Linked DNA regions of Homo sapiens: region 1 is linked to region 2. A link is a loop called in an ENCODE intact Hi-C map of the cell type or tissue named here. Cell type or tissue: PC-9. All regions are shown on one strand. Links, peaks and the distances in the headings refer to the core of each region. The heading gives the core; the rest is flanking DNA. Region 1 overlaps KCTD10 (potassium channel tetramerization domain containing 10). Region 2 overlaps MVK (mevalonate kinase).

Region 1 (4,383 bases), core at 307-4,306, 120 kb before region 2:
CTTCTGCTAGCAGCTCCTCGATCTCCCGGCGGCTCTCGGGTAAAGGCACCGCCCCGTCTCGAAGGTAGTTGAGTATCGTACCAAAGTGCTTCCCACAGCGGTCAATGAGGATCCAGCCTGCAGAGGGAGGAGGCAGGGGCTGGTTACATGGGCCCTCCTCTTGTGGGAGGCCCTGAGCAGAGCTGGGGTGTCTCTCGGCTCCCTCTACCTCCCAGCGGAGAGCGGGACTGCCTGGAGAATGGCAGCCTCACCTGCCTACCTGCCCACTAAGGGCTGAGGAAGCCCCCACAGCCTCCAGGCCCTACTGGCTGGACACAACCATAACCCCAGGTGACCCTGGTCTGAGGCTCTGTTAGACATCCCGACTCTTGAGGCCCAAAAGTACACTTCTGAAGTACCCTCAAATATCCCTTACACAAGGACATCCAACAGGGGCCTCGTGTACCACACCTGGGTAAAACAGGCCCAAATGGCCACATACCAAGGATAGAAGAAAGCCTTCTGGGTAAAAAATATCTACTTCCTCTTTCCACAAAGCTTCCTTCAAACTGTCACATTAACAGAGCCATTTCTAAGAACGCACAAGTCTCACCCTCGCAGACTGTGACCTCTGACTCCCAAGGCTGAGCCCTAGACACTGACCAGCACCAACACAGGAAGTCCTATCCCACAACTTCCTGCAACAAGCACTTAGTGGCTAGTGAATGACCAAGACAGACCCCACCCTCAGGCAGCTCGGTAAACATGGGGAGACAGAATCAGCTTTTATTGGATATGGAAAAAGGTCCCAAAGCTGACCAAATCCAGGCACTGTGAAACATTCTTGGGGGTGGGGGCCAGGAAGACTCCCTACTCTGCTGCTCAATGTCCTTTCTAATCTTGTCACTGAGCTGACATTCCTCCACCAGAGATCCTGAGGGTTTTCAGAACTCCTCTACTGAAATGCAGTGTCTCTGGGAGTGGTATTTGTAGAAGACAGGACTGGAGCCTAGGAGGAGGAGGTACCAAAAAGGAAGGCAGGAATGGAGCAAAGTCCAAGTATCTCCCAACAGCAAATGTGAAGCTCTAAAAAGAAGCCAGACAGATGAGAGGGTGAAGTCGAGGCCTTCTGACAAGCAGGGTGACCTCAGGCAAGGGGCGTCCCCACGGCTCCTGCCACGCATTACAGGTGGAAAATGCCAGTGCGCAGGGCCGTGAGAAGGCTTCAGTAGGAATCGGTCACTTTATGCTACCACCTTCCTCCCCACTTTGGGAGAAGGGCCAACATTTCCACTCCTAACAACGCTGTGCCCTGTTCCACTCCTAACAATGCTGTGCCCTGTTCCACGTCCTCCTCAGACTGGGCCCTACTGATCCTGGGCCTTGGATCAGTGGCAGAGGCCAGCAAAAGTTGAGAGCAGCAAACGCATCTTTTTCACAATCCAGAGTCTTAAGTCTGCCCGCTTTCCCCTACCCCTTACCTGGCAGGTCCAGTCCCTGCCAAGTGCCCTCTCATGGTTTTAGGGCATAGTTTGGTATTCTTTGCATGAATTGCCAGGAAAGTTTGATAACAGGGCCGTTTCCAGGTTCCCCTGATGAAACAGCTCAGCCTAAAGTTCCTGGGCCTTTTGTTAAAAGAACGGTCTCCACCCTCCAGCGGCTTCCACTTCCTACTTCCGCACTGTTCCAATTTCCTGAGTAGGTGGGAAGAATACCCCAAGTGGGGGGAAATGCAATACAAATGTATAGCCCTGAGTCAACTCCTGGTTTCAGGGAAGAAAGAGGCCTTCCCAGGCATGGTAAATCACATCACCCTGACAGTGACCTGCAAATGTGATCCCACCCCACTTCTTTCTACATCTGAGAAAACAAAATATGGAATTAATATCTTATGCAACCCAGATGCCTCCAGGGCCAGTAAGCACAATAAATGAGTGCAGCTGGGCGGGGCTGAGGCTGGGGCTGACAGGACAGCATCTGCCCTGCCCCCAAGAGAGGCAGGCTCTTCCCACTCCAGCCAAGAGTGGCCAGGCAGGAATGTGGGCCCAAGAGCTGTGAGCTCTGATGTTCCATGCAATGCCAGAAACCCAGATTTTTCTGTGAATTCCCTGATTTTTAAAGGACGGTAAACTAATTAAAACAAAACAAAACTGTCATCAACCCACCACAAGGCAAACAAAACACATCTGCAGTTGAACTGGGCCTGCAGGCTACCAGCTTGAGGCCTCTGTGCTACCCTACACCAAGTAATTTTTTCTCAGAAGGCTGACAAGGCAGGGAAAGACCGTATTATCTTTCTACCAGTTCTTTTTTGAGGGGAGCTCATTCCCTTGCATTTTCCACAAATAAAACAGAGGCTCAGAGAGGTGCAGTGCCATTCCCAAGCAGAGGCAGCAGGACTAGACCACAAAGAAAAAGTAAGGCACTCATAGGAAAACTCCTTTCACCAGAATTGAAAAGATAAATAGAATTCAACTCAGCTGCGCAGGGAAGGAACCTTCCACGTTCTGCCTTTGATGTCTGCAGAACTCAGCTGCTTGGGAAGACCCAGGGCCCTGAAATCAATTATCCAAATGACAGCCCAGAGTTCCCATAAATGAACAGGCAGACCGTGACACTGGGCTCCGGCTCAAGAATGCCGTCAGGAAATGCTTGTGGCGAAAGAATCATACTTTGGACAAATAAGGGCAAGGGAGCCAGGCACACTCTCCAGGAGGTTTCAATCAGCGTTTTGACTTTAAGATACTGTGGTTGCTTTCAAAGCAGGAAGTGATCCCTTTGAAAGTCAGCTCAAATGCCTAGCACGTAGAAAGACAAATGGAAGTCAAGCAGCTCCTCGCATGTGGGGGGTCTCTCTCCTGCTGCCACGGGGCACGAGAGCTATTTAGGAAGGCTGTCCAAAGTCAGGGCAGCCTGGGATCCCAGACCCATTAGGCAAGGCTGGAGAGCAGAACTGACCGGGACCACACTGGGCAGCACTGGACTTGGGCTCCAGGACGTCCTCAGCACAGCACAGCAGTTAAGTGTTGGAAACCCAGCTCTGATACCTTCTTGCTGGATGACATTGGTGCTTCAATTAACCTCTGTCTAGCAGTTTTCTCTTCTACAAACGATCTCACAGGGTTGACATAAAAATATGATGAAAGAACGTACAGAAGGCACACAGCACAATGCTGGGTCTACCAACAGCACTCAAAAGCAGCTATGGGTCTTTAACAATCTCATCTTTCATCATTATTGCTGGAAGCAGAGCAGCAGCGTCCAGAGGCAGCAAGTTCCAGCCCCCAGGATGGAGTTGGTGTTGCTTTCAGGGACCCAAGGGAGGAGAAGGCTGCTCTGGGGGTCAGGAGGATTGGGCCACTAGGCTCCCCTCCTCCCCGCCCCGTGAGCATACCATGTGCTTCCTCTCTCCCTGGATGTCTGACCTCTCCTTTCCCCTCTCCCACCACCTCCAGGGAACCTTCACTGACCTCTCTTTGCCATCCTAAGGTATTTATACTCTATATTTTTGTGGTTCCCAAACACCCCTGATCATAAATGCCACCCAAGGTACTTGTGAAAAATTCAGATTCTAGCAACCTGCCTCATTCCTGATCAGAATCCCTAGGGCAGGGTCTCCAACCTGAGCACTTTGACATTTTGGACCAGATAATTCTTAGTTGTAAGAGGCTGCCCCGCACATTGTAGGGTATTTAGTTGCATCCCTGGCCTCTACTCACTTGACGCCAGGAGCACCATCATCCCCAAGAAACAACAAAAATGTCTCTGGACATTGCTAAATATCCCAAAAAATCACCCATTGGTTTGGGCATCACTGAGGTAGATCAAGGATGTAAGTGTAAAAAAGCGATTTAAACTCTGAGGTTTCCAAAAGCCCCATTAAAAAAGCTCAGACAAGTCAGACTGGGAGAAGATATTTGCAGCACTGGACCCCAAAGAAACAGGATCCAGTATATGAACTTTTGCAAAGTAATAAGAAAAAGGCAAATGTGTAAGTAAGATGCAATCAAGCAGTTAAAAGATTAAACTCAAAAGAGCAATACACATAAAAACATGCTCAACGTACCAGACATTAGGAAATACTGAATAAAACAAGGTACCATATCATACTCACCAGATTTGCAATAATTAAAAGGTTGGACAGTGCCAAGGGTTGGCAAAAATCCAGACTTCTGCAGGGAGTAGAAGTTGCCATAACCACTCCAGAAGGGACTCCTGCAATATCTAAGGAAGTAGAAGATGCTGTCCCAATTCCCCTCCTGGGAATAAACTCTAGGGCTGAGCTCCCAACAGTGGGTAAGATCTTAAAGCCATAGCCCTTGAGATGGCTGGGTGGGATCTAGGGAGTCCAGAGCCCCCTCATTTGCCAAAGTGAAAATATGATTGTCTACGTGCCCCATGATG
Region 2 (4,383 bases), core at 172-4,171:
CTCGGGAGGCTGAGGTAGGAGAATCGCTTGAACCCAGGAGGCAGAGGTTGCAGTGAGCTGAGATCGTGCCACAGCACTCCAGCCTGGGGGACAAGAGCGAAACTCCATCTCAAAAAAACAAAACTAGGCTGACTGCTTACTCCATAACTCTGCCACTGAGCCACATCATTCTCAGAGGTCAGAAAACCACCTTTAGCTTCTGCTGTTTCATGAGGAAGGGAATCTGCAGAAAGGAAACAAAAGCTGAGAGAAAAGAGTGGGGAAGTGGGGTTGATCATTTTGTCTTGTTCCATACTCATGTGTTTTGGGTCTGTTCATTTAAACTGTTTGTGAGCCCACACCTGGTCCATGGAAGGCAGTGAGGCCACGTGCTTGGGAGAGATCCAGACATGGTTGGGACGAGCCTGGCCCCTCCAGGGGTCTCTGGGGCTCCTGGGATTTGAATTCATAATGATCGTGCTTTGGATCTACTTGCAGGGCCCTGGGAAAGAGTCACACCTCTGCCCGTTCTTCTTAAAGGCAGGCTTGGTTCAGGTGTGGACGCTTATGCAGAGGTCTGTTATAGTGGCAGTTGCCACCTGCTGCTTGTGGACACCTTGCCATCATTAGACACACATGCAGCTAGCCTCTGAGGAGGGTGGGGGTTCCAATTCTCCAGGGAAGGATAATGAGGCTCAGAGAGGTTAGATAACAGGCCCAGAGTCACTCAGCTAGTAAGAGGCAATGCAGGGGCCAGGTGCGGTGGCTCATGCCTGTAATCCCAGCACTTTGGGAGGCCAAAGCGGGCGTTCGAGACCAGCCTGTCCAATATGGTGAAACCCCGTCTCTACTAAAAAATACAAAAATTAGCTGGGCGTGCTGGTGTGCACCTGTTGTCCCAGCTGCTCGGGAGGCTGAGGCAGGAGAATTGCTTGAACCCGGGAGAAAGTGAGCTGAGATTGCACCACTGCACTCCAGCCTGGGTGACAGAGTGAGACTCCGTCTCAAAAAAAAAGAAAAAAAAAGAGGCAAAGTAGGACCACGGGAGTCCAAAGCCCAGGCTGTTTTGACTGCGCCAGGTGGGCTTCAGAGGGAAGGGCGCACACTTGGCACGCTCCGTAGCTGGAGAGGTTCAGAGTGGACTTGTTCTTTCTGAGCTCAAGGGCCCAAGCTCCTATGCCCCTTGGCCTGCCCAGCACAGCCCCAGGTGACCCCTCCCCAGCCCCACTCCTCACTGCCACAGTAAAGATGAACATCTGTGTCTTCAGGTGGACCAAGGAGGATTTGGAGCTAATTAACAAGTGGGCCTTCCAAGGGGAGAGAATGATTCACGGGAACCCCTCCGGAGTGGACAATGCTGTCAGCACCTGGGGTAGGTGTGGCCTCAGGTTTATTTTATTGTTGTTATTTTAAAAATTCTTATTACAATGGTAGGTGCCCAAGAGTCTGTGCTGGTTTGGGAGGAATCGAATCAATGGATTCTGGAAAAAATAGCATTTTCCTATTTTGGGGGGAATGGGGAGAAATCTTGGGGCCCTGTCTCACACCCCCTGAATCAGAATCTCCGGGGGTGGAACTGGGGCCTGGGAAGCTGCAGCTTCCACGAGCTCCCCAAGAGAGTTGTAGGTTCAGGATGCAGAGCCGTTGCCGTGGAGTTTGCACACCATCCAGGTGGCCTCCCCTCTGGCAAGAACTCTTGCTTACAGGGCCCAGATGCTGTGTCCTGGGCCCCACCTTCACCATGTGGCTTGTCGGGGGAAGCTGGACAGTCTGGAGGGAGGGGGACCCAGGAATCCAAGGCCTGGCAAGAGCTTCCTGGTGGGGCTTCGGGGACCTTTTGCCCTCCTGCACCTTTTGTAACTGAAGCTGGGCTGACTCATTACTTAGCCTCTTTCCTGAATGGGGCAAAATGAACCCAACCCAAAGTTCAACCTCTCTCCCAAGTAGCACAGATATGTTAGCTTTTCCCACAGCTCTGACCCACTGGTTTTTCTCTTTAGGAGGAGCCCTCCGATACCATCAAGGGAAGATTTCATCCTTAAAGAGGTAACCTGGGGGTGGAGCAGCACATTCAGCCATGGCTGCATTGATGTGTGCAGGGGGCAGAGCTCTGCACCTTTGGGAAGTACCATAGGAGGCAGGTGTCCCTGGCTCTTCATCCCCCAATGTGGCCCTCACAGTGCACTAGCTGCAAGGAAGCAGGGGTGGTGGGGAAGACCTGCTCTCTCCTTCTCCCCTTCAGCTCTTAAATTGCAGAGATATCAGAAAGGGAAAGTCATGCATGGCTGTGCCCGTAGACTCTCAGCTGCTCATTCATTCATTCCTGTATTTGCTTAGTAAACAAGAATCCATTACTTCCTGTGTTCCCGATGATGCTGCACTGGGGCGTAGGAATGGAGAGATGAAGCTTGGGTACAGTTTCCAAGGACTCTCAGTCTGCTTGTGGGGGTGGGGCCAGACACACACAAAAGCCGCCACAGGACAATGTGAGAGTCACCATGATGGAGGCACACAGGGCAGAGGCAGGATGGAAGCGGGAGGGAGGCTTGGGAGGGGCTTGGAGCAGAAGTGACATTTGGAGACTCTCAGCCTGTTTTATGTTTCTGTGTCCCTCCCGCTGGAATCATTGGAATCACAAACGTGCATGTGCGATTTCAGCATTCTCTGTTCTGTTTGCGATTTCAGCATCCTCTGTTCTGTTTGCACCCACGGCAGAATTGTTGGGTGCCTGGAATGAAACGCATGGCAGAGGGGAGCCAGGTGCCTTTTTGACTGTTCCCTAAGCCCTTGATCAAGTTGTGGGGTGGTGTTTGTCCCAGGGCACTTTGCCACCTCCATGGGCCTTTTCGCATCAGTAAGGGTCCTGGGGCTCTCTCCTCTTTACTCAGGGCGGTCTTCATGGATGAGTGGCAGGTCCTGGCCTGCAGCCCCCACCAGCTGGGCCACTCCATTAGTGGCTCAGTAACCTGGCCTGCCACAGCGCCACACCTGGGCCCCCGGCTAGTTCTCTGGGATCTTTCTGTCCCAGCTCAGTCATGCCTCCCTTTCCAAGGCTGTACGTCAGAGTTGTCAGCATTGGCACTATTGAGATTTGGGGCTGGGTTATTCTTTGTGGTGGGGCTGCCCTGTGCATTGTAGCCATCCCCAGCCCCTACCCACTAGATGCCAGTAGCACCCTCAGCGTGGCAATCAAAAACATCTCCAGACATTGCTTAGTGTCCCTTGGGAGGCAGAATCACCCTTGCCGCCGACCTTTGCACTCCGCAGAAGCCAGTAGGAGCGTGGAACAGCTTCCTCGGGTTGCTCCAGCAGTCGTCAGGAGAGCCTCGGGTGCCGAGGTGAAGCTGGTCTGCCACCGCCCCGGATCCATGTGGAACCAGAGCTGGATCATGTGGGGGAGTCTCAAATGCCCGGGCCCCGGCCTGTCTTCAGGAGCCCACGGTCTGATGGGGAAGGCGGTCACTGGAATCGTCAGAGAGAAGACACCTGAAGGGTTGTGAAGCTGCTGTGGGTGACAGTGACAGGCGTCTTAGATCTGGCTGCGAGCCTGGGGAATCATTCATGGAAGTGGTGGCATTTCATTCCTTCAGTGTCTCCTGAGAGCCACTTGTGGCCTAAGCACTGGACTAGGCCCTGGAGCTAGAAAACTGATGAAGACGTGGGCTGGGCACCGAGTGTACGGTCTACTGGGGGCATCAGGAGATGAATGAGGAGGTTTCCAAGGGGGGCGGGCAGGGGAACGGCCAGGGGAATGGCCAGGCGTTGCTGGTGTGCTGGGCGGAGGCGCTGGGTCCACAGGCCTAGGTTTGAGTCCAGCTCTCCCACTTGCCAGCTGGTGCCCTCAGGTGAGTCACTTCTCCCAGACCTCCAGCTCCTTGTTTACTTAGGGGGATCTTGAACATACAATCAGAAGCGGTGGCTCTGAAGTGCTTACCTGTTTGCTGGCCGAGTTCATTCATCCTTTCCACAAGTATCATTAAGCACCTACTGCGTGCTGAGTACTGGGGCCTCCGCAGGGAACAAAACAAAGCCCCGCCTCCGTGGAACTCATACTTTGTTGGGAGAGGAGAAAAAATCAGTTGTCTGTGAGAGCATATCAGGCAGTCTTAAGCACCTTTAGGAAACAAGGCAGGGTCAGAGGCTACAAAGAGAAGGAGGGGTCCGATTGGATGGGGGTTCGGGGGCTGCTGGTGAAGGAACATTGAGCAGAAACCTGAATAAGTCACGCCGCTATGGGGCGGGGCTGGTCCCTGGCAGAGGAAGCGCGGTGCAAAGGTCCTGAGACGAGCACGCTGCCTGCCGTGTGACACAGTAGCTGGGAGGTCAGAGTGGCTGAGTGGAGTGAGCAGCCTGGGGAGCGAGGAGAGAAGAAGAGGCTGGGGCAGTGGCCAAGCCCGGATCACA

Evidence for each region. A loop is a pair of places that touch in the nucleus more often than their neighbours do. Peaks named below come from ENCODE experiments on the same cell type or tissue, not always from the same donor. Only the 100,000 strongest peaks of a DNase experiment are listed, where the experiment ranks them.
Region 1: a loop joins it to region 2, with 7 times the contacts of the local background. A loop is called at or near these places in 12 of 110 quality-filtered maps.

The regions. Positions count from the first base shown.
Region 1 is chr12:109,460,689-109,465,071 of GRCh38, forward strand. It overlaps KCTD10 (potassium channel tetramerization domain containing 10), which reads right to left. Exons shown (of 7, transcript NM_031954.5): 3 at 1-117. Among named protein-coding and RNA genes, the nearest start is that of KCTD10, 14 kb to the right of the region's middle. RefSeq lists enhancers at 1-256, 257-1,063, 1,870-2,676. In PC-9, for the core only: no CTCF peak of the experiment used is centred there; DNase peaks (open chromatin) are centred at 1,893 and 2,673; H3K4me3 peaks cover 1,588 bases; H3K27ac peaks cover 4,000 bases.
Region 2 is chr12:109,584,775-109,589,157 of GRCh38, forward strand. MVK (mevalonate kinase) reads left to right here. Exons shown (of 11, transcript NM_000431.4): 6 at 1,248-1,351; 7 at 1,980-2,025. Among named protein-coding and RNA genes, the nearest start is that of MVK, 13 kb to the left of the region's middle. In PC-9, for the core only: no CTCF peak of the experiment used is centred there; a DNase peak (open chromatin) is centred at 1,867; H3K27ac peaks cover 1,508 bases.